3 separate regions of the Mus musculus genome follow, and all the other regions are linked to region 2. Evidence: chromatin loops called from intact Hi-C (ENCODE). Cell type or tissue: heart. All regions are shown on one strand.

Region 1 (8,000 bases), 230 kb after region 2:
TTTATACTAGTTTAAGTGGGATTGTTTTCCTTATTTATTTTATTGTACTTGGTAACACATTCATTGTTAATGTGTAAAAGCATGCCTAGCTTTTGCATATTGGTTTTTGTTTCCTGCAACTGTGTTGAATTCATTTATTCTAAGTATATTCGGTGACATGTTTAGGGTTTTCCATATCGAAGATGATGTCATTTGTAAGCAGAGACAATTTTACTCTTCCCTTCGCAATCTGTGTCTTGCCTAATGGTTCTAGCTAGGACTTCATTCCAGTACAGCACTGAATAAAAAAGAGAGTGAGTATGCTCATGTTGCTCCTAGTATTTTACAAGGAAGCACTTGTAACTTCGCATCCATAAACATGTCAGCTTTGATTTTGTCCTACAGACGATCTAACTGACTGAACTTGGACCAATGACTTTCCTGCATCTACAGAGATATTTGTGTTAGTTACCCTTCATTTTGTGCTGAGCCCTATGGTAAGTTTTGGTTTGTAGATGTTGAGCCATGTTTGCCTCCCCGGAACACCTTTTTCTGATGATGGAGTTTGATCTCATTTCTGGGCTGTTGAAACTGTTCTGCAGATATTTACTGAGGAGATGCCCATGTTTATCAGGGATAGTAATCTATCATTTCCTTTTCTTCAGAGACTTCATCTAGCTTTCATTTCATGGTAACATTGTCCTTGAAAAATCAGCTTGGAATTGTTCCCTCGATGACTTGAGAGCGTAAGGACTGGTATTAATTATCCTTTAAATGTTTGGTAGAATTTATATTTAGGTCTTAGACTCTTATCCATTAGGAAGTATTGGATCAATGATTTAATCTCTTTTGTCATTACTGATTTACTCACATAATTCTGTATGAACATGTGATATGTTTCTAGGGATTATTTATTCATCTCTCCTAGATTAACTATTTTGTTGATATAATTATTCTAGCAAACCTACAGCTATTTCAGGAGAAACACCATAGACAAGTAGCTTAACATGAAGGAAGCAAAGAAGAACCACTGCATTCTGGGGGCTGAAATACGGGGGAGGCCACTGAAAACATCAAGGGAAAATTAATTCACTGCACAAGAAAGATTCTGTAGAAGTCTTTGTAGGTTTTCTAGGAGAAATCTTTCGGGTCAGGAGATAGAAGGATGTGAGAAAGAAATTAGCGTACAACAACAATATTATGCCACATAGGACTGTCTTTTAAGAATGAAGAAAACGTATTGAACCAAACAAAATCAGTGGTATTTTACTATTATTAAACTCGTTAAGAGAAATCTAAAGGGAACCAGTCCTACATGTTGAAGTGAAAGAAACTGACAACAAGAAAACATATGAAGTTGATTGAAAAAAATTATAATCATGTACAAAAAAAAGCCCAAGAATATAATGGTGATAAGCAAATGACTTAAAGATAACTGAAAGCCCACTAAGGGCCTAAAGGGGCACAATATACAAATAAGTAAGTAAATGGCATTAACAATAAAACATGGGGACAGGAGAAGTTAAAGGACAGGGTTTTGTGCAAATTTATGTTGTTAACAACTTAAACTGTTATAAATCCAAACCCAAGTCCAGGGCTTTGGGTTGGCTCACCCCAATATCGATCTCATCTATGAACTGCCAAAGCTGCAGGATCTCCAGGAAACAGGCTAACAACAGAACATCCAAGAGGAGTCCAGGGGAGAGTCTGATAGTACTGATGGTGTAGTAGAAGCCAGAGATGTCGAACCAGACCAGTGACTCATTGCAATGAACATTTGCAAGTAAAGAAGTGTGGACAAAATGTGTACTGTGTGACACTGTGACACACTATAGCTTCCACAATGAGGCTTTTTTATGTTTTATTTATTTGTTTGCTTTTGTGGGGCTGGGGGAAGATATAAAAGGATGGGGAGACAACTGGGAGTAGGATTGGGGTACACGATGTAAAACTACTCACAAAGAATTGATAAAAAAAAAATTTAACAAGGGAGCTGCATCTCCAAGCACAGACTTTCCTTCCATATGAAAACAAGCACGTGGATCAGGGCTCATCCTAGAGCCTTTAATTTAGCATTTCACACGTTCACAGATTATCTGTATAACATTACTATCTCCAAGTAAGGTTCCAGCGAAGGAGCTGGACATCAGCACTTCAATGGACACCTTGTGTAAGAACACAACGCAGCCTATTGTTCGTGAGGAAGTGAACTTAGACCTCCGTTTTTTGTTTGTTTGTTTGTTTGTTTGTTTTGTTCCAATTTGTGTTATATGAATGTCTTAATTGGGCATTTTAACATCTTGTTTCAAAACTTAATAGGGCTTTTTATATAATCATTAATTATAACATCACCATATAGAAAGAGATCCCAGTCATGTGGCTTTGGGATCATGAGAATTCTGCTGAAGGCAGCTTGTTGACTTTTGACCTAATTAAGTTCTGTGCTGGTAGTGAAAGCATTTCCAGTTTTCTTTTAGTCTACCTCTCTAGTCCTCCATATCTTATATGGAGTTCTAAAATATTCCATGACTCCTTCTGTATTCATGACTTCTGGATTCTAGTAGTTATACATTAGATCACAAAAGTTTTCTTTTTTCTTTTCTTTTCTCTTTTATTCTCTTTCCTTTTCTCCTTTCTTTTGTTTTCTTTTCTTTCTTTCTTATTGGACAGAATCTTATTTAACTCTAGGCTGCCCTGGAACTGAACTTGCTATGTAACCAAAGATGACCTTGAATTTCTGATCCTCTTGTCTCTGCCTCACCACATTCAATTTATGGGATGCTGAGGTCAAAGTTGGGGATCGTTTGGCGCCAGACAAACATGTAACCCTGAACTATGCCCTCAGCCCTGGAACATAAAAATATTAAACAGCCTAAATACATTTCTTTCCCTTCACACACACACACACACACACACACACACACACACACCATTAATCTTTTTACAAATCTAAAAGAGAAAGATTTTTCTCTTCAAAATTTAAAAACAAAACTATGTAAGGTGCTATAATCTAACACTTATACAAGTAATAAAATTTTCATTGAAGAAACATGAGAGTCAAAATTTTAGGAATCAAAAGTCTTTAAGATCATCCTTCATTTTCAGGGATGAGAATTGCAACCCCCCAGATTTTTTTTTATTTGTTTGTTTGTTAGAAAAGTATGTGTGTGTGTGTGTGTGTGTGTGTGTGTGTGTGTGTGTGTGTGTGTGTGTTTGTGAACACTCATATTTATACTTATGCACACTGTGTGGTTGGAGGACAACTTGCAGGAGTCAGTTTTCTCCTGTCAAGTGGATTCTGGGGATTAAACTCAGGCCATCGGGTTTAGTGGCAAGCATCTTTATTTCTCTTGCTCAAGACTATTTATTTAGGCTCTCCCTACCCCAGAACCTGAAATATACCTGCTTCAAAAATCACCTTCAGAGAGGGCCTGAAAACATAGTTTAAGACTATCATCTGAAACATTTAGGCCATACCTCTAAACTCAAAAAAGTCTTTGGACTTTAGAGTCACAATTCAGTATACATTGCATGATGTCCTCAAGAGTGTGAGGGGCAGATTCTTTTTCTCCAGCACATTACTATCTATATAACAAAGGATGTGTGCATTTCTATGCCAGGTAATCTAAATGGAGAACTAGGCTTCAGATAGCAAATGGGTCAGATTTTATACTGTGAGTGTATAAAACAAACAACCAAACAAAATAAAAATGTATACCTTCCAGAGTCTTCAGTAGTCTTCACAATTTGAGAATTCAGATAAGTGATTGCTGGCTGCCCTTCCTATCTGAGACAGATTTCTACGCTTAGTTTGCAAAAGAACCAAATTTGATTGTTTGGAGTATGGCTAGGAACCGGAATTTTGGCAAATAAATCCGACAACTCTGATGCAAGTAGCAGGGAAACCCTTCAAGAAACAGTGCCCAGGCCACAGTATTGGGGCCTGGGAAGCAGATGGGAGCCTCTAGCAGGTTTTTTCTTGTTTTTTTTGTTTGTTTGTTTGGTTGGTTGGTTGCTTTTTGTTGTTGTTGTTTTTTTTTTTTTTTTTTTTTTTTGGGGCGTATGTCTCTTCCAATATGTTCTCTTAAGCACCAACTTGAACCTGAAGGCAAGTTTCACATAGTTATTCCAAATTTTAATTGGATATGAGTGTCCAAAAGGCATATACATACAAACAATCAGAGCAAAACAAAGAATAAGGAGGGGAGAATTGTTACTTTAACTTTATTCCTAACTGATGACACAGTATTCATTCACTACTGATTGTGTTCTGGGGGTCAGATACTGAGACCAGGAACTACACAATCACAGATTCTATACCAAGTTGCTTTACACTGACTAACACTCTTCTATTGCTAATTCCTCATTCCTTCTTTCCTACATTTGGTAGAGCCTGTGGGCACAGCAATAGAAGCATCTAGAACCTTTCAAAGCTATAGCTCCATCTACTGGACTATAAGAAAACTCACCAGTGACCCACCACTCATAGAAGAGCATTAGACTAATCCCCGTGATTGAGAAGGCTTTGGTATTAATTAGGTTAACACCCAGAAAAATGTTCCTAATATAGTTTGTGCTGCTGAAGATGAACTGACCTTTCTTACAGGAGGCTCCCCTTGCTCCTGGGCTCCTAAGACAAGCACAGAATAGAGCTCTGTTTCTGATCCTAGTGACAGGTAGTGTGCTAGGTAGGATAAATTAGAACAGCCAGAATCTCTTTCCTGGGTCTCCTGGACTTGGCCTTCTCCCTGTGTGTCCTGAAGCAGTTTGTTAGATCCCACTTACTATTTCCTCTGACTCCATTCTTTTCTCTGCAACTCTCAATGCCCACTACATTCACCCACTAAGGTTCAGATTCCAACCCCTTCTATGTGCCTGCTTTGTTAGGCTTACTTCTTTGATGAGTTTGCATATAGAGAGATCTGTTATCTCTGCACAAGCTGCCATATTGGGGTCTGCTGGGAGGCCCTTGATCTCTCTGTAGGCAGGTGTGCATCTCTGCAGAAGGGAGCAAGAACCAAAGGCAGATAGATCAGTACTCACAAGCAAGAACATAACATGCTATTTTTAGACATGCTGTCTTCTACAGAAATGGAGGATTTGAATAAGTAGAGGGCAAGAACAGGGTGAGGAGGGTAGAAAGAACATTTGTGAGTCTGGGAATGAATATGAGCCATGGAGAAGCCATGAAGGCACAGAGGTGGAATGGGGAACCCCCTTCCCAGTATCAGCTCTGCAAGAGCAGAAACTTCATCTGGGTTATTTCCCAGGTTATCCTCTGGGCTTGAACTGCAGGATCTGATGGCAAACACGCAGTATTTGACGGATGAGTGAGTGAATGAGGGAGAAGATATAGATGGGTGTTGTAGTAGTGTTACAATCTACCAAACAGCACCTTAAGAAGTACCTAGATGCCTGTATGTTTTAGACTGCTTTAGGAACATCCATGGTGCCTAGAGACCACCTAGGGGAGAATCTCTCAGAGTCTGCCTAAATGTGGAGTTTGGAGTGGAAGAGCCACAGAGGCCACGCAGAGGGTTCTTTCTGTGTCTGACCCCACAGGAATCCTCACAATCACTGCCTTCAGAATTTGGATTCAACTCCTTATTAACTAATGACCTGGAACAAATTTCCCTCCTCACATCCCTGGACACTTAACCTCTGTCTCTTCTATCAGGATTCGGGTTTTTCAGCATTCAGACTGGAGGAGGATCCTTTTCTCCGGGTATCTTCTCTCCTTCAGGCCACGGGTTCTAAGTTCCTGTATATGCAAACAGACCCATATTTTTATCTCCTGTCAGACCCCAGATCTGGACGCTTGCATGGAACCCTCTCATTCAACTCCTCACTCAAGTGCCTCCTTTCTTTGCATACCCTATTTCTTTCTCAGAACCTGTTTTTACTCTAATCATTGGTTATAAGATGATTAGATGCTGAACTTAGAGATCTTTTGCTGGCTAGTGCTTTCTCTCATCCCCCCCCCCCAAACCCATCATTCAGTCAAAATGACTCTACCTCAAAGATAAGTAACAACATCCGAGTGTTCATGCCTATCATCTTGACACTTGGTAGATCTAGGATATGAGATTGCTATGAGTTTGTGGCAAGCCTGGACTACGTGGTGAGATCCAGGCCAGCCTGAATTATACAGTGAGACATCAAATTCAGGTGTCTCATTACTCACATGCATTCATCTACCTTAGTCCTGTTCTTCTGTTCTCCCATCTCCCTCTCCCTCCCCCTCCCCCCCTCTCTCTCTCACACACACACACACACACACACACACACACACACATACACGCCCTTATAAACCTTTCACCACACCAAATCAGATAGTTACTTAACTGTTTTAACTTAGATAGATCATCATTGTTCTGCTTTTTCCCTAGTCAGTCTCCCCATTGCAGGAAAATGAATGTCCAGCTCTTTGTCACAGTGCTGAGGGATCTTCGTGTCTTCATTACCCGCAGACCTCATTTCTGATGCTCTTCAGCATTGTTCCATCTTATTTTGAACACTTTTTTCTCTTTCCCTGCAGTGCCTTCACAACTGAATACTTTCTTGTTCCGTCTTTGGTTACTCCATGGAGAGTTAGCTAACCATCTAAGAAACTCCCACAAGACTCTGTTGTCTACTTTGAAGAACTCTGAACAGTCTGTAGTAGTTTTAGTCATTGATTTGATGTTCTCTACTAGAATGAAAGTTTTGTACTGGTGAATCCTGAGCTTCTAGAAAACTGGTTATAGACAAAGCATTCTATAAAGGTTAGTTGAATGATAAAAGAGTCTCTATAAGCCTTGATTTTTTGTGATTTTATTTTGTTTTGTTTTGACACAAAGTTAAAAATAGAGCCCACTTCATAGTAAAGTTATACAGGTTTAATGATAAGATACTACGACCTCAAAAATACTACCAATATTATTATGACTATGATATGATATTTTCCCAACCCTTCAACAGCTCCAAGTATTGCTATAATACTAGTAGCACTCTATTGACTAATCCTTATGAAATGCTCAAAATTGAAGGAAACAAAGATCAGAGATAAAACAGCCCATCGAAGATTACGTGGTTAGCCCATACTTAGACTCGAATTCCAAGAATGAAAGGGTTTAAAATCGTAGTGATCTTAAGCAGTAATGAGACTACCAATGGCAGGAGTAAAGGTTTTGGACACAGGTTGTCCCAAGAAAGGGAACTTGTTTTGTGCTAAGAGAGAAGCTGGGTATCCAAGGAGAGGGCCTAATAATTTGTCCCAGGTCCAAAACCGTTATTCAGGTGAAAGGTCAGATGATGGGGATTTGAGCATTGAAAAAATATATATAATCTCTTATCTGTGTTCATCATAGCATACCTAGATGCCTGGAACAGTATGCAAATGCAGTTTTCTCTCTCTCTCTCTCTCTCTCTCTCTCTCTCTCTCTCTCTCTCTCTCTCTCTCCCTCTCCCTCTCCTCCCTCTCCCTCTCCCTCTCCCTCTCCCTCCCTCCCTCCCTCCCTCCCAGTAAGAGATGCTGCTTGCTTAATAAGCCTAAGCTACCATTGTTAACCAATTGCTTAACACATGACTCTATGACTTTTCTTTTCTTTTCTTTTCTTTTCTTTTCTTTTCTTTTCTTTTCTTTTCTTTTCTTTGACCCTTGCTCACAGCATCCTATATCCATTTTGGGGGCTTACTATGAAATTCTTGAGAATATAATTAATGTCAGGACCTCAAAGCAGACCTTTGCCAGCAGATATAAGAACAGGCAGTCTTGGGCATGATAAAAATTTTAGAAAACAGCTTTTTTCTCCCTTTATACCAACGTCTCTAAAACAGCTCAAAGTTTACACAAACCTTGTACAGCAGGCTCTATTCTGAATACTTTGAGACATGAACTAAAGTGTTCCTTGTGTAGATCCAATGAGATTAGTACTATTAGCTTCTCTAGTTTGAAGGGAGACATTAGATAAAATTATGTTGGGCTGCGATTGGCCCTGTAAATAAGCTGTGTAAAGTTGATGGAAAGGAAGGGAAGTCAT
Region 2 (8,000 bases):
TTGCTCTATGGATACAGGCGCTCTATTGTACTTGTCCTTAGGATTTTATTTCCTTTTTAAAAGAAGCAGTGGTGATATATTGCTTTGCCATGCTGAAAGGGACATTAAGAAGCAACCCCAGAACTCCAAATACATCAAGATTTCTTATTCCTTAATGGAATGATATTTTATAAACACAGAAAGAAAGAAAGAAAGAAAGAAAGAAAGAAAGAAAGAAAGAAAGAAAGAAAGGGAGGGAGGAAGAAAGAAAGAAAGAAAAGAAAAGAAGAAGAAAGGAAAAAAGGAAGAAATGAAGGCAGGAAGAAATGAAGGCAGGAAGGGAGGGAGGAAGGAAGGAAGGAAGGAAGGAAGGAAGGAGGTGTAGGAGCTAGAACATGAGCCTCAGGGCAGAATACAAGACACTTCTGTAAGCTGCACTGGTTCACACTTAGAAAAAGGTCCCTGTTTAGTTTGCAACATTTTGAACGAAATGTCATCAAACATCAGGGAACAAAGAAATGTGAATTTAAACCCAACTTTCAATGCTGCTTCTACCTGTTGTATGGCTGGTGATCCTGCCTTGCTGTTTTCCCAGTGAGAGGGTCACGTTCGGTGACTTTTTGAGGAGTCCTAACTTTCTTTCTCTGATTATAACATGGAAGACTGAACTCCTATTCTGCCACTGCATAATCATACCATTCAGATAATGTTTCATAACAAATTTTGTTTTTCTCATTTTTCCCCTTTGCAATCCAGCAAATCCGTCTCCTCTCAGGATTAGTGACCGTTTATAGTATCATACAAAACCAGTAATTTCCCCACTAACCTGGGAGTTTCCCAGGATTTTCTGCCAAGCATTATTTTGGCATCTAAAACTTTTTTTTTTTAAAGTTTTTCCATCATCAGCTTTACCGTCAACAAAACAATATTTCTTAAGTTAAGAAGGAAAGTACTAAATCAAGATAGCATTCAGACGGTCCATAAAGGAACAGTTGCTTCCTTCCACTGTAAACACCTAAGACCTGGGAGAGCGCTTGTGGCTAGGGTACCTGTGAAGGTAACAAACAAATGGAGTGGTTAGGAAGAAGCAGGGCCCACTCCATCAAGACAAAAAGGACCACAGAGAAATGTGGAAGGAGTGGGAGACTCAGGGAAGGCAGAGTGAGACCTTATAGAGTACATCAAAGAGTGTGTGGCCAAGTGTAATTGTACACGATGCCCACGTTATGAGAAGTGTGTGCCGGGGCTGTGGTACCACCTAGTGACATTTAGCAATGTCGGGGATGTTTCTTTGGTTGTCACAACCCTGAAAGATAGAGCTGTTGAGGAAGGCCAGGCATACTGATATGCAGACATATTTGTAAACAGGCATGTTGGTAAACAACCCTTTTCTTCATAGGGTAAAAAGCAGCTGTTTCTACCTCTGCATAGCTACAGAATTTGCATATTTTATTTTCCTATTTGCTGCTTTCTCTATAATACAATCATTCTAAAATACACAGGCCAGCCCCTGGAGTTAGAGTAAATTTGAGAATGCAGTGAAAACTAAAAAAAAAAGTGAGCGGATGTTTAAGGGGCTGGGAGCAGAGTTCAGCAGCAAAACACCTGTCTAGGTCACATGAAACGCTGGCTTCCGTCCCGGGGACAGTAAAAAAGAAACTCACACACCCCACCCAGGAACAAGGAAAGTAGAAAGAACAAAGAAAAATTGAGGCAGAAGAGGAGAGTAAGAGGCACAGTCTAAGCTGACATCTGCAGACCTCTCCCTCTGAAGAGCTCTGAAGCAGATACACAAGCGACGCAAATCCCAGGCAGGGCTGCTGCTGGGAAGCAGGGAGCCGGAGAGTCTCCGCTGTTCCTGACTGTGGGCAGATACACAAGCAACGCAAATCCCAGGCAGGGCTGCTGCTGGGAAGCAGGGAGCCTGAGAATCTCCGCTCTTCCTGACTGTGGACACCTGGTGGAAACCCAATGCTGCTGCTGCTGCTGCTGCTGCTGCTGCTGCTGCTGCTGCTGCTGCTGCTGCTGCTGCTGCGAGGGTGGATCAGGCTTCTCTGAAAGAGAAGGAAGAAGGCGAAGCACACAGTCCAGGCATAAAGCACAAAGCTTAGTCAGTTCCGTGTCCATGGATTCTACAAGCCACATTCCACCACCTGCACAGTGAGTTGTCCCAAGCTGATTGGAAGCAACAGGAAGAAGAGTGTGTACAAATACTAAGCCATTTTATAGCAGGAACATTAGCATCCACAGGGCTGCTGAAACAACCCCCAGGCTGGCCTCACAAGCCGGGATCTTTCTGCCTACTAAGTGTTGGTTTACAGCATGTCCCACCGCACTCCTCTAGAAACGTTAGCTGAGGAGAATTATGGTCAGAAAGGTTGAAAATGGTCGCTTCTGGCTGCATATGCAAATGAGATCAGACAGCCAGACCAGGTATCCTCCAGGAAAACTAAGAGAACTCACTGTGTTCTGTGTCTAGCATGTAAGGGTTGCCTAGCCATCTCCCAGATCCATATGGTGCCAGTTTTCTGCCAGTGCTCAGGACAAAAAATCCTGGGGTTTTTGTGTCCTGGACCACTCTTTTGCATAGCTCTCATGAATCTGTCATTAAATTTTGACGTACAGAATCTCATCATTTCTCAACCCCCTACCCCATTATAAATGCAGTGCAAGCCAACAGTGTCCCTAGCTTGACTGAATTTAGGTCTCCTATGGATCTCCTACCTTGCCTATTTGCCTATTTTCTATCTAAAAGGGCCAGCTGGAGTAACTCTTGTAAGAGCTGTGCAAAATTACAGGGTTCCTTGGTTTAAGACAGTAGTGACTCCTTGCACTTAAGACTAAAACCCAAAGTTATAGTATAGCTTAGTAGATTTGCTTGCCCAGCGTGCGTGCATGAAGCCCTGGGTGTAAGTCTTACTGCTGGAGGAGGAAGGGCAAGACAGCTTCCTCAAGAGGAGTTGCCCAACCTGTCCCTCTGTACTACCATGAACACTGTCTCAGACTACCATTCCAGACACAGCCTGGGTCCTTTGCACAAACTCCCTCTGACCCCCACATCTAGTATATTCCTATTCATGCCTACAAGATTAACTCTTCCACACACTTGGAGTCTCTGTTCAGATGCAGTTTTCCTAAGGCACACCTTGATCACCCCCCCCCCCCAAAAAAATGGTGACCTGCCCCTCCACACACCTTCCTTCCCTGCATGCTTCCACCTAACTACTTATTACCAGTTCCTACTGTTGTGGCTTTAGGGCTAAAGATTTTAATTTCATTGCTCATTTATGTATCTGAGCATCCAACAAGAAGAGTCTGTCTATCTATCTATCTATACACACACAAACACACACACACACACACACACACACACACACACACACACAAACACACAGAACCACAGAACCATGGCCATTCATTTCCCTTGAAATAAATCTCACAAGTATACATAGTTGCCTAATTAGTTAAATTGTATTTGCCACTAAGTGATTATTTTTTCCAGTGTAAACCCTTTAAACATAGAATTCTGTTAACTTTATTTAGGCATCAATTTCCTTTTGTGAATGAACTGAGCCTCTTTGATAATGGAAGTGGTGGGAATGCAATGTCCTTTTTCACTCAAAGACAAACCATCCAGACACTGGAGAACGTAGAAGCATCAGGCATCAAACACCCAGGAGCTGTTTTGTTTGGTGTAAAAGCTCCCCTCTGCACACGCTCTCAGAAAGCCCATGAAGCAATCAGAGATCTGAAGGATAAGAACAGAGTGTTCTTTGAAATCTCTCAGACGTGCAGACAGGCTCTTCTTCCCTCAAACCATCCTGAAGGGGAAGTGTGTCGGCTTGGACAGTCAGGAGCCGGTGTGGGAATTCCCCCCGTCCCTTTGGTCTCCCGTATTGAGGAGCTTCTTCCGGGTTAAAGATAGGTCATTGCCAGCCACAGTGTCTTTAACTAGATCTAGGCTGCTTGGGAAGGAGAACTTTAGAGAGCAGGTGAAATGAATCTTAGTTCTCCCCCACTCCCAAGATAGTTTTAAAACAAGTGGCATTAAAAGCTTAAACCCTGCAGTTTTACAGAATTACCAATAGATGGCAGCACACGACTCTGCTTCACCAATGAGTGACGTCACTCTTCCTTTTCACGACCACTGACAACACTCAGCTTCCTCAGCTGTTTGACGCGGGCAATTGAATCTTGGGTGGTTGTTTTGTTTTGTTTTCTCTCCACCTTTCTCTAGAATAAGCTTCTTATTGACCTCAAACCACAGTCAACAAATCAACCGTGCAACTGCGACCTGGAAGGAACGCCAGGGGAACTCAAAACAAAGTAAAACAAGCCACCTGGGCACTTTGCAGGGACATCAAAACTTCAGCAAGCTGATCGCTGGTAAACCACGCTGGAGGCCAGTGCTGTGCAGAGGGGCATGTTGAAAAGAGAAAAGAGCTAACGTTTTTGTGACTTACTTTATCAGGATTCCCAGTCTAAACCTGGAAAGGTTTAACTGGGACACCCTGGAGTGGAGGCTTCTGACCTGCCCTCGGAATTTCTCTCCAGTTCCAGGACTCCACTGCGAGTAGAAAAGTTTCAGTAGATAAGACTCCAATAGAGCAAAACTGTCTCCTCTATCCACGACACTGTATTTTAAAACAAAAAGCTCTGGCCAAGCTAGACATGGTATCATACACTTGAAATCCTGGCACTCAGGAGACTGAGGCAGGAGGATCGTGAATACTCAGTAAGGCCCTAACTCAAGATACTAAACCGAGAGAGAGAGAGAGAGAGAGAGAGAGAGAGAATATGACAAGAGATCCCAACTGATGAATAGATAAGGAGTCTTCATAATAAGGAGAAAAAAAAAAAAACCCAACCAATGAAACAAACAAACAAGCAAAACAAAACAAATAAAAACAACTGCTTTGGTGTTTTAAGATCCAGGCTGGCCTTGAAATCTCAGCACTATTTCCGTCTTAGTCTCCCAAGTGGTAGAATTACAGGAGGTGTGAGCCTCCATGAGTGACACCAGATATTTCTTAAGAGAAACCAAAACTTCTTAAACCTGGCTATTTGAGCTTCATAAACCACAGAGCACATGAAACGGAGCACAGTTTTGCTTGAGAACTCAACTCTGTAGGCCGTAGCAAGCATCATGGGATGGGGAGGGACTAGATCAGAGTACATCACAGTACACAGAGTCCTGACGGTAACATCTGCTGTGGGTTACGGTCAAAACAACTTGCTTAGCTCTGCCGTGGACGGCCTGTCTGCTTTTTGCTTCTACGTTATCTGTAGTTCAACATCAACAAGACCATAACCACCTAAAAGTGTCATTTAATGAGTAGACTGTGTAAAAGATCTGAATGGCATGAAGCAGAAACTGAGTAAAGGGTCCCATCAAAGACTGGAGAACAATGCGGGGAGGGGAACCAGACTTACTCATCTTTATAGTAACTCTCACATACCCAACAATACCCACAATCCTCAGCCCCCAAGGGCTAAAGCATGTTTATGGTGTCCTATGTCTTAAATTTTAGCTTAGAAGAATCTACTATCTGGTTAAACAAATAGATCTAGGGTTAAAATGTAAATGTCTTAAGGGACCCAGGAAGATAAAATAGAGAGAACAGCTGTCCAGGAACAGCCTCAGGTTACCATGAAGATTTTATAAGGAATATACTGTGATTTTATAAGCAGTGGACTGTGAGAGGTAGCCTGGTCCTCCCTTGAGCTAAAGGATTGGAAGCCCCAGAGACCTGAAGGGATGGTAGGAGCTTTGCCTGCTTGGGGCACCAGGCCCCTGTCACATAGACACAGCCCTCTCCCATAGATCTGTGGCCATCAGTCACATGAGGGCAAAGCCCCAAGCCCTTCCAGATTTTGATGAGACATCCACAACATTTCAGACCAACACAAGAGGAAAAGAGATCTCCATGCCAATGTGGTACCTAGAGGCCGGGGGGTGGGCGTTGCCAATAAGATTCCCTTCCCAGACAAGCCTCCCCCAAAAAAGGTATTTAATCTCAGGCCCACCCTGAGAAGTGGGGCATGGTTTTATGCATTCACTTTCCACAACGGCTATAAACAATTCAGAACTATGGACTGACTCTTTTCATCAAGATCTGCCGGAGGGAGCCATGGAGAAGGCCTTCACCTACAGAGCCACTGCCTAATCTCTCATAGAAGGCCTCTCTCTCTGCACTCCTAGAGCTCCCCTCCCTACCCTCACACCCCCCTAGACCCATCCCTTGAGGCCCCCCACTCTGTTCTCAGCTCTTCCACAACTCCCAGGGGTGCCTGGATGTCCAGGAGCCTGAGAACCCCACAGCCCTGGCCTCATTGTAGGCCCAGAGACCCCCAGACAGCTCCTGCTTCCCCACATTTCAGATAGTGCTTTCCTACCCAGGAGCAGTGCCTCCTGGGGCTTCCCTACAACCCAACACTCCTGTGAGATAAGCACAGTCAAGCTCCCTACATTCTGCCTCCCCAGCCTGCCCTGCCCTATGGCAGAGAGGACTAGGGACACACAAGCCTACAATATATCATTTGGAGAGTCTTGAGACAGGATGTCCCTGTATAGCCCAGACTGTCCTTAAACGTGCATCAATCCTCCCTCCCCAGATTCCCAAATTCAAGGATTTCAGGGTAAACAACCATGCCTGACTGCTATACAATGTTCTTAAAAGTTGATAAATAATGTTAATGAAGGGAGAAAAAAAATTGTGTCTAGAAAAACACACCCCTGCTGTGGACATGAAAGAACCTAGTGGGGAAACCCCCACTCTGTTCCCGATTCGGCGTGCACCCAAAAATCACGAACAGACCATCTTGATGTAATACAAGAGGTAGTTTAATAGCGGAGCTCCGGGTCGGAAACATATCTTACACAGGAGACAGTGGATTCGACCCCGAGGCTTGGAAGCTAGGGGTTTTTATAGAAAAGGGTTTAGGGCTGGAGGAGGAATTGGCGTGATTTCACATGGTTGGTCCATTTATACATCAGCAGACTGTACATGCAGATAACATTTAACTTAGGTCAGAAGGGCGGGAGATAGGGAGATGCTGGGCCAGCCCGAACATGTCATTCTCTTTATCTTTATGGCCTAGTAGCCTCAGGAATATCTTAACGAAGGGCCTGCCCGGGCATGTCCTGGCCTGTTCTGCTATGTTCTCAGCCCCAGGTTTCAAAGCTCACAAACAACTCTTTGGGCTATTTGACATAAATTACATGAATCACAGGTCTCAAGTTTTATTTTCTTTCATTCCCTTCTTCTTCTACTAAGTAATTCTAATCTTAGAAATTTAAAAGTCTATATCTCTATGTGGAGAATAGAAATCATACTCTTTTCCTATAAGAACAACAACAGAATAAGAAGGGATAGTAAACAGAACTAGGCAGGGACCCTTCTAACAGCAGTCAAACTGACTGGTACATGGTCTACAGCTTGAGTGTCTCCAAGGTTCTCTAGGTTGCAACATTCTGTTCTTTCTTAAGTAAAAGGAAGGATAACCCTATGGGGTCAATATGAAAATACTGGTCTTCGTAATGGCTCTAAAGTCTCCTCAGTAATATGTATTTTATTCACTGAACTATTATTTCAAGGATATCATTTAAACCAGTTTGTGAGTAAAATTAGCAGAAAACCAGAGTACATAGAGAGCATAGAAAATTTCGTGAGCTGTAGTGGCTGTTCCTGGTGGTCAACTTGACTATATCTGGACTGAACTACAATCCAGAATCGAAAGGCTCACCAGTGATCCTAATCTGGTGTCTGGGAGATACAAGTTTCTGACCTGGATCTTGGCATGGAGATCTTGCAGTATAGTGGCTATGAATTCCAGAAGATTAAAACAGGGAGATCTCTGAGTTCAAGGTCATCTGGGATTAAAGGTGTGGTGGCACACACCTTTAATCTGGGCTACACTTCTGCAGGAGACCTACATAAGGACATTGGAAGAAGGAAGATTTATTCTCTCTCTTCTTTGATTGCTTGCTTACCTTGTGGGACGGAGCAACTGCTAGATCC
Region 3 (8,000 bases), 270 kb after region 2:
CAGGGATAACAGGAAGGGATCAGCAAGGAAAAGCTGCCATGCAAGTCTGACAACCCGAGTTTGGATGCCTAGACTATCTGGGTATAAAAGCACATGCAGTGGCGTATGCCTGTAGTCACAGCAGTCACATGGCAAGAGACAAGGATGCCCTTATATTCATGGCAATCCTCTGTTCTTAACTTTGTCTGGAATTACAGGTGTATACCACCATGACCAGGCTGTCTCATCTTCACAGGGCTATTAGAGAAATCATACAATTGTGTTAGCAGATACATTTCTCAAATATGTTTTTATATTTAAGATTGGAAATTATTCTGTTCGTGGGAGTTAATCAGAAAATCCAAGCAAGAGAGAGGAGAGTAAATGAACAGGATATGATATGAATTTGGGTAGAGTAGAGAACTCAAATCTCATTAATGTCAGCAGCATGTCTTTGATTGTGACAAAGAACTGAGATATAAAGATTAAGACTATGTTGCCACTTCTAGTTCAAGAATACTCAGAAATCCAAATCTCTCCCCCCTCCCAAGATTTCTCAATTTTTAAAAATAACAATTGAATAAGATCCATACTGTTGACCTGTTAGATTATGATACCTGCCCTCTGGTACTAATCTCCCTTTATAACCTGATGACTTCCTTGTCTTGGGATGGGCTCCTCACCCTAGATCTCCATATGTGTCTTAGTATAATAAATTACAGGTAGACAATCTGTTATTCCCCATACTTATAGAGGCTAGAAAGTCCAATATATGTATGTCCCAGGCGACACAAATTTTCATGAGAGTCTGTCTCCTCATGTTTCTAGATAGCTGACTTCTTAGAAGGATATTGTCACACAATGGAGAAAAGGGAGAGTAAGCTAGCTCTCTCATAAGAGCAGTAGTCCCATTGCAGAGGTTCTGCCATCCTGACACACTTAAGTTCCAAAGGCAGTACATCCCAGTTCCTAACACCATCTTATTAGGACCGTGGTTCCACAATGTGAATTCAAAAAGGAAGAAACATAAACAGGTCGTCCATTGCACTATTCTACAATCCCACTACTCCTCAAAGGGTAGCCCCATTCCCACCTCTCCATCCCATCTTCCTAGCCCTTATCTCATCCCAAAAAAATATCATACATTCCTGTCTGAGGCAGAGTTTCTTGCAACCTCTATGACTTTTAAGTTGCATCAACCATGTTTTTGACATTATATTCCTTTCCTATGTCCATGCCCAACTCAACAGTAAGATGTGTAAGAGTTCATGTCCAGAGATAGAACATGATCAGAGTTTTAATCTGCTCTTCCACTCTGACTATAAATAGAATTCTGAGGTAGTAATTACACTCTTCTCAGTCTCATTATCTTCATCTGAAATGCAAATGATATATCTGCATAGAGATGTTGTATGCTTATATAACACGAGTAGAAATGTACAAAAAAATGTATCTGGTACCCAATAAAGCTTCAATCAGCATTAGTTGGTTTTCTCTATATAAATACTTTTATTACCTGTGTGCCTTAGCATATCATGTGCCACTTTCTGCTTAACACAATATTTATAATGATATATTTGGTTGCTTTTATTTCATATAGAGAACATTATCCTAGCCATAAGAAACACATTTTGTGAATGGCTTTAATACTTGCAAATCTCTACTGGATATTTGAGCATACATTTCTCTTTTGATTCAGAAAGAATTTTTCCCAAGAGAAGAAAAGCAAGAAAGCAGAGCCTTTATAATGTCTTTCATCCCTATAATTAGAGTCTTTCTAGAGCAGAGGTTCCAAAACAGGGAAGGTAGCAAATCTCCTGCCCAGGCAACACTTGTCAATGTCTAGAGATGCTTTTGGATGCCATAAACTAGGTAGGGGTGTATTATTGGCATCCAGCAAGTGGCAGCCAGAAGGCTACTAACTATGCTATAATGGAAAGAGTACACAAAGAATTATCCAATCCAAGATGTCGTTACTGTAGAGGTAGAAAGCCCTACTCAAAGAAGCCTCAATGCCCAAGCCTATCACCACTATGTGAGATCTGTCCCATCTTACACTCTCGAGACATACTAGTTAGTTAGGAAAGAGAGAGTAGTTGAAGAAGTTGAAGAATGGTCTTGGGTAGTGGTTGTGGTCCGTGGAGAGTCAGAGACAGATCCCGAGAATCCCTCTCAGGTCATGAGCTTCTTGGCTCAAAGCTCCTTCTCCTTTCCTCTTTATTACATGGATGCATCCCTGTTGGTGTGTGTCTTTCCTCTTTATTACATGGATGCATCCCTGTTGGTGTGTGTCTTTCCTCTTTATTACATGGATACATCACTGTTGGTATGTGTCTTTCCTCTTTATTACATGGATACATCCCTGTTGGTGTGTGTCTTTCCTCTTTATTACATGGATGCATCCCTGTTGGTGTGTGTCTTTCCTCTTTATTACATGGATGCATCCCTGTTGGTGTGTGTCTTTCCTCTTTATTACATGGATGCATCCCTGTTGGTGTGTGTCTTTCCTCTTTATTACATGGATGCATCCCTGTTGGTATGTGTCTGAATACTTTCTGCTGTCTTGAGTCACTTCCCTTACTTGCATGTCCAACCATGGAATCCAGTGTGCATGACCTCCTTGAAGAACACTGATTAAAATAAGTTTCAAATACAAATGGAGAATTCAGGTAACTCGAGCCTTAAAGAAAAGAAAACATGTTGAAAATGTAAACTCATTCTTGTAGTTTCCCAAGGAGACAGCTGCTTTTAGAAGAAGGTCAAGAGTCTATCTTGTACTCACTCACACATGTAGGCTGTGAATGCCTGTGGTTATAGCACCGTTTCCTCCCTCGGAACTTTCCTACATCAGCAGCCCGCCCGTTGTCGTTTGTGATGAACTGTCATCTAGTTGGATATGCTTCTTTTTTTTCTTTTTTCTTTTAGTTTCTTTTTAAATCTTCTCCCTCCCACGTTTCCTTCAGCTTACTTCTTTCCTTCTGTTTCTTACTTCTCTGTGTTATTCCTCATTTCATTCCAATTTTAGGAACAAGAAGAAAAATGTTCACTATGGGTGATGTCTACCTCTCTGTGTACACTTTGGAGGTGTGGGGGTGGTGTGCAGGGGCTGGAAGGTGGGGGGAGGGGAGTAGTGTTTCTTTTAAAAATCATATGCTGCCATCTGGTGGTCAATTTATATACTCAACCAAATAGCTGGGTTCAGACTGTTTCAAGTGTCTGACAGTGAACTGGGTCCTGCTTGACTATAGGCGAGCAATAATTGATATTGTCTCTCTTCATGGTTAAAGTCCCAGTGTTCAAAGCTACTCCTTCCCCTTAAGATTTTTATTTCTCTCAGGCAGATGGAATAGTTTGTTCCCAAATTGAATACAGAAAAATCTGAGCCTAAAACAAATCTTTGTTGTAAGTTCACAGCCTGTAAACTCTTCCATAGGATTTGTGGATTCCTGAATCTCCCTTTCAGCTCGCCCTGATTAATTTTAAATTTACTGGACTAGCAAAAGGGGGCATGGAACTGGCTGTTGGCAATGCTGGTGATTGGATGAACACTGTACCACTATACTATACCCCTAACCCTCAGAGAGAGATTTTAAAGGTAAAAGTAAAATATACTTGATATAATGGTACAGATACATATTTTTTCTATAGCAAGGAACTTTTCCCACAGAGAGAGAGAGAGAAAGACAGATAGAGACAGAGACAAAGAGGGGGAGAGAAAGACAGAGAGGGAGAAAGGAGGGAGAGGGAGGGAGGGAGGGAGGGAGGGAGGGAGGGAGGGAGGGAGGGAGGGAGAGAGGGAGGGAGAGAGACTATGAACAATGATACTACTCCCCAAAGCAACTCAGAGGACCTTGAAAACCATTTTTCATTCCACAACCCATCAGCAAATCCACTGTGTCTCTTAATCCTTTTTAAATCCTCCTCCATCCTGTCTTCCTTTTCCTCTTATTTGGTACAACCGTACACCAGGTTCTCCCTCTCCCTTTTTTTCATCCTCTCCCTCCAGAGACACTGTGTGTGTCTCTGCATTTTTATTTACCTGTCTGTCTGTCTCTGCCTCACCCCAGAAAGTAGATCCAGTTGTTCTAACAAGGGGCTAGAGACTGACTGGAGTGCGAGAAGTGGAGAGGAGATGCTGTCTCTGGAGATGGCATCAGATGGACAGGGCTTTCACTCAAGTGTAGCCTCTACTTCCTTTGCTTCGTTTTTAGTGTGAATTTACAGAATTGCTTTGATTGAAAACTGAATGGCAAATCCTCTAAGACGGTGGCTTTAGGTCATCCAAGAACAGGATGTTGTAGCCTAAAGGAGAATCTCAACAAAAAGCCCTGTGAAGAGTGAGCTATGGTGACCGAAATCCCTATGAACACTGAACTACAATGACTGAGGTCCCCACAGACAGTGAACTATAGTGACCAAGGCCCTTGTGAACAGTAAGCTATCGTGACTGAGGTCCCTATGAGCAGTGAACTATGGCAGCAGAGGGCCCTGTGAAGTGTGAGCTGTGATGACCGAGGTTCCTATGGTGACATAGTTCTCTGTGAATGTGAGCTATGAAGACCGAAGTCCTTATGGACAACAAGCTACAATGACTGAAGTCTTCATCGGTACCACTCTCTAGTTTCCCCTCAATGAAGTGTCATGTGCTGGAATCGGAGGCACCCGGAAAAGTGGCGTCCATCTTGTCACTGAAGTTATATTCAGGCTTGGGAATATTCAGGTTCAGAAACGGCACGTTCTGGCCTTGTTTCCATGATCACTGATGACTATGTTGGGAATATATGAGAAGGAACAGAAACAAGGCTGTCAAGCATCAGGGAGACCTGCCTAGAAGTCACCTCCATCATCAACCTTGAGTTCTAACCTCCTGGATCTTGCTGCTAGCCATCTCTTACAATTGAGTAGTTGGCCTGCAGAAAATTTCCAAATGAAGCCTACAACTAGACTAGACATAGTTGTGCAAAAAAAGAATTTACCTAACTAGGGTTGACTACTTACTATTTCCTAGAAAGATTTTACAAGGCTGGGGCTTGGTTGGCATCAGGGAACTTGGATTTCAGAACCTTTCATTTACAGAAATGAACTGTCTCTATGTGTCTAAACTCAGGTTTTTTTCTTTTGACTTAATTAAATTATTTACTCACTTTACATCCTGATTGCAACCCCTCCTTCATCTCTTCTCAGTCCCACCCTTACAAATCCCAACCCCCATCAGTCCCTCCCCTTCTCCTCAGAGAAGGGGAAGCCCCCTTGGTACCACCCTGTCCTGGGACATCTAGTCCCAGCAGAACTCAGCATATCCTCTCCTACTGAGGCCCAACCAAGCAGCCCAGTTAGAGGGAGGGGCAACGGCAGGCAACAAAGTCAGAGACTGCCCTCCCTCTCCAATGCTTAGGGAACACACATGAGCATGAAACAGCACATCTACTACAAATGCACAGCGGACCCAAGTCCAACCCCTGCATGCCTTTTGGTTGGTGATCAGTCTCTTTGAGCCCCCGCGGGCCCAAGTTAGTTGACTCTATAGGTCTTCTTATGGTGTCCTTGACTCCTTCGGCTCTCTCAATTCTATCCCTCACTCTTCCACATGACTTCCTGAGATCTGCCTGATGCTTGACTGTGGGTTTTTGCATCTGTTCTTATTACCTGCTGGATGAAGCATTTCAGGAAACAGTTATACTAAGTATCTGTCTGCAAGCATAGCAGACAGGGGTTGGCCCTCACATGGGATGGGTATCCAGTTGAAGCAGTCATTAGTTGACCATTCCCTCTGTGTCTGCTTCATCTTTATCCCTGTGCAACTTTAGGCCAGACAAATTTTGTGTGGAAGGTTTTGTGGGTGGTTTGATGTCCCCCTCCCTCTACTGGAATTCCTGCCTGATTACAGGAGATGGCCACTTCAGCCTTCATAGGCTCCTCTGGTAGAAATCTCAGTTAAGGTCACCCCCAAAGACACCCCGGAGTCTCTCCAGTCCCAGGTCTCCAGCTACTCCCTGAGATGCCCCCACCTGTTTCTATTTTCAGTCCCGGCCCTTTCCTCTCGGCACACCTCATCGCCACCCCTGTTCCCTTCCTCACTCCCTCTCTCATGCAGTTCCCTCTGTCACCCACCTCTGATGATTATTTGGTTACGCTTGAAAGTCACTGGAGGAGGCAAAATCTTCATGTTTGGCACTACGTTCTCCTCAGAATCTGAACTTTCACCACTCTTTTGTTCTCTGAGAACTTGCTGAAATTATTCAACAAGCCCAGATAATTCTTTTTGTTTCATCTTCTTCTGTCCCTGGGATATCCTTGACTGCAAAAAATACCTTAAGAGACTCCTGAAATGGAGGCCAGTCCTCATTATGGTACTTAGCAGCCCCTTTCTTCGATTCAGTTTTGTCTCCGGGGTCAAGTGGCTCACCACTCTTTCCTGCCTTGTCTACAAACTCAGAAATAGGAGATGCAGATGGAACAGATTCGTCTTTCTTCTTCTTTCACTTTCTGCATCTTCCAATATGTTACTTAATTTTACACTTTCATGTCTAGGATCTAAGGTATTCCTTACTAAGGTCCCAAGGCTAAAAGCATCTATGGAAATTTTCTTCAGGGCCATGTGTTGTATAGTACCCTTTTATCCCTTCTCCCTCTTTCTCCCATGTCTATAAACTTACTGTACCTTCCTCGGGGAACCAAGGACAGATTTCTCCTATAAAAATCAGAACCTGGGTAATTTGTCTCTGACTTATCTTTGCGCCTCTAGCTTTAAGCATATCCTTAAGCATATATACCAAAAGCGGTCTACCATTACCTTGCCCCATTCTTAGGGGTTTTCTCACCTCTGGCCCAGATTTTCCTCTGCATGCACTTCCTGTTCCTGCTGTGTCCTTCTCTGGATCCCCCTTACTGGAACCCGACATTGAGGCATCATCTGACCAAGTCAGCTCAGTCAGTCAACAGGGTCTCTATGGAGGGTGCAGGACTAAAAGGGAAAGAAGACAATTAGACAACACTGTAGCAGGACCCCAGCGAGTTCTGAGGCTGGAGTGGGTTTATTTTTTTCTCAGTTTGCCTTTATACCAATTCTAGGTCAAGGAACAGACAAGGCAATAAACAGGAATAGTCAAGGAACAAGCAAGGCAATAAACAAAATCTCATAAACACTGTTTCTAGGGGCTCATCGGGATGACCAAGATAAAAGAAATGCTACACACTCCTCCTTGGCTGAGCCTGTTCTGAACTTTGCACTAGCCCAAATGTAAATATTCTTAATCTGAACCTATTTCCTGAGTCTTGGCCCAAAGTCAAATTCCTGCCTGAGCCTTCTTCCATGACTTAACCCAATGGCAAACTCCTACCAAATTCCAACAATGTGGCCCCAAAAGCTCTCCACACATTTTGGTTGAAAGTCTGTTTTGTTTTGTTTTGTTTTGTTTTGTTTTGTTTTGTTTTGTTTTGTTTTTGTTTTTGTTTTTGTTTTATGCTTAACTTTTTTAAATTTATTTTTTAATTAGGTATTTTCTTCATTTACATTTCAAATGCTATCCCAAAAGTCCCCCAGACCCTCCCCCCAACTCCCCCACCCACCCACTTCCCACTTCTTGGCCCTGGCTTTCCCCTGTACTGGGGCATATAAAGTTTGCAAGACCAAGGGGCCTCTCTTCCCAGTGATGGCTGACTAGGCCATCTTCGGATACATATGCAGCTAGAGAAAGTCTGTTTTATTAGATATTAGAATGGCTTCTCCAGATTGCTTCTTGGGTCTGTTTGCTTAGAAAAAAAAAATTTCAGCCTTTTACCCTGAGGTAATATCTATAATTGTTGCTGAGTTGTGTTACTTGTGGCAGAATGCTGGATTCTATTTTCACATCCATTCTTTTAGGCTATGTCATTTATTAGGGAATTGAGTCCATTGATATTGATATAATGACCAATGATTGTTAATGTCTGTTATTTTGATGTTGGTGGTGTTCGTGTGTGTGTGTGTGTGTGTGTGTGTGTGTGTGTGTTTCCCTTATTTTGTTTTTGGTAGTATGAAA

The links. Hi-C counts contacts between places; a loop is a spot of excess contacts. Peaks named below come from ENCODE experiments on the same cell type or tissue, not always from the same donor. Only the 100,000 strongest peaks of a DNase experiment are listed, where the experiment ranks them.
Region 1: a loop joins it to region 2, with 9 times the contacts of the local background. A loop is called at or near these places in 27 of 42 quality-filtered maps.
Region 3: it touches region 2 in a loop (7-fold over the local background); 24 of 42 quality-filtered maps call a loop at or near these places.

The regions. Positions count from the first base shown.
Region 1 is chr10:18,950,295-18,958,294 of GRCm38, reverse strand. No RefSeq gene overlaps it. Among named protein-coding and RNA genes, the nearest start is that of Tnfaip3, 61 kb to the left of the region's middle. In heart, a CTCF peak has its summit at 4,433 (motif pointing left); no DNase peak of the experiment used is centred here.
Region 2 is chr10:19,182,231-19,190,230 of GRCm38, reverse strand. All of the region lies in intron 2 of Gm20139 (predicted gene, 20139), which reads right to left. Among named protein-coding and RNA genes, the nearest start is that of Gm20139, 44 kb to the right of the region's middle. In heart, a CTCF peak has its summit at 4,085 (motif pointing right); no DNase peak of the experiment used is centred here; H3K4me3 peaks cover 1,765 bases; H3K27ac peaks cover 1,213 bases; H3K27me3 peaks cover 1,332 bases.
Region 3 is chr10:18,912,340-18,920,339 of GRCm38, reverse strand. No RefSeq gene overlaps it. Among named protein-coding and RNA genes, the nearest start is that of Perp, 71 kb to the right of the region's middle. In heart, CTCF peaks have their summits at 2,953 and 3,153 (motif pointing left); no DNase peak of the experiment used is centred here.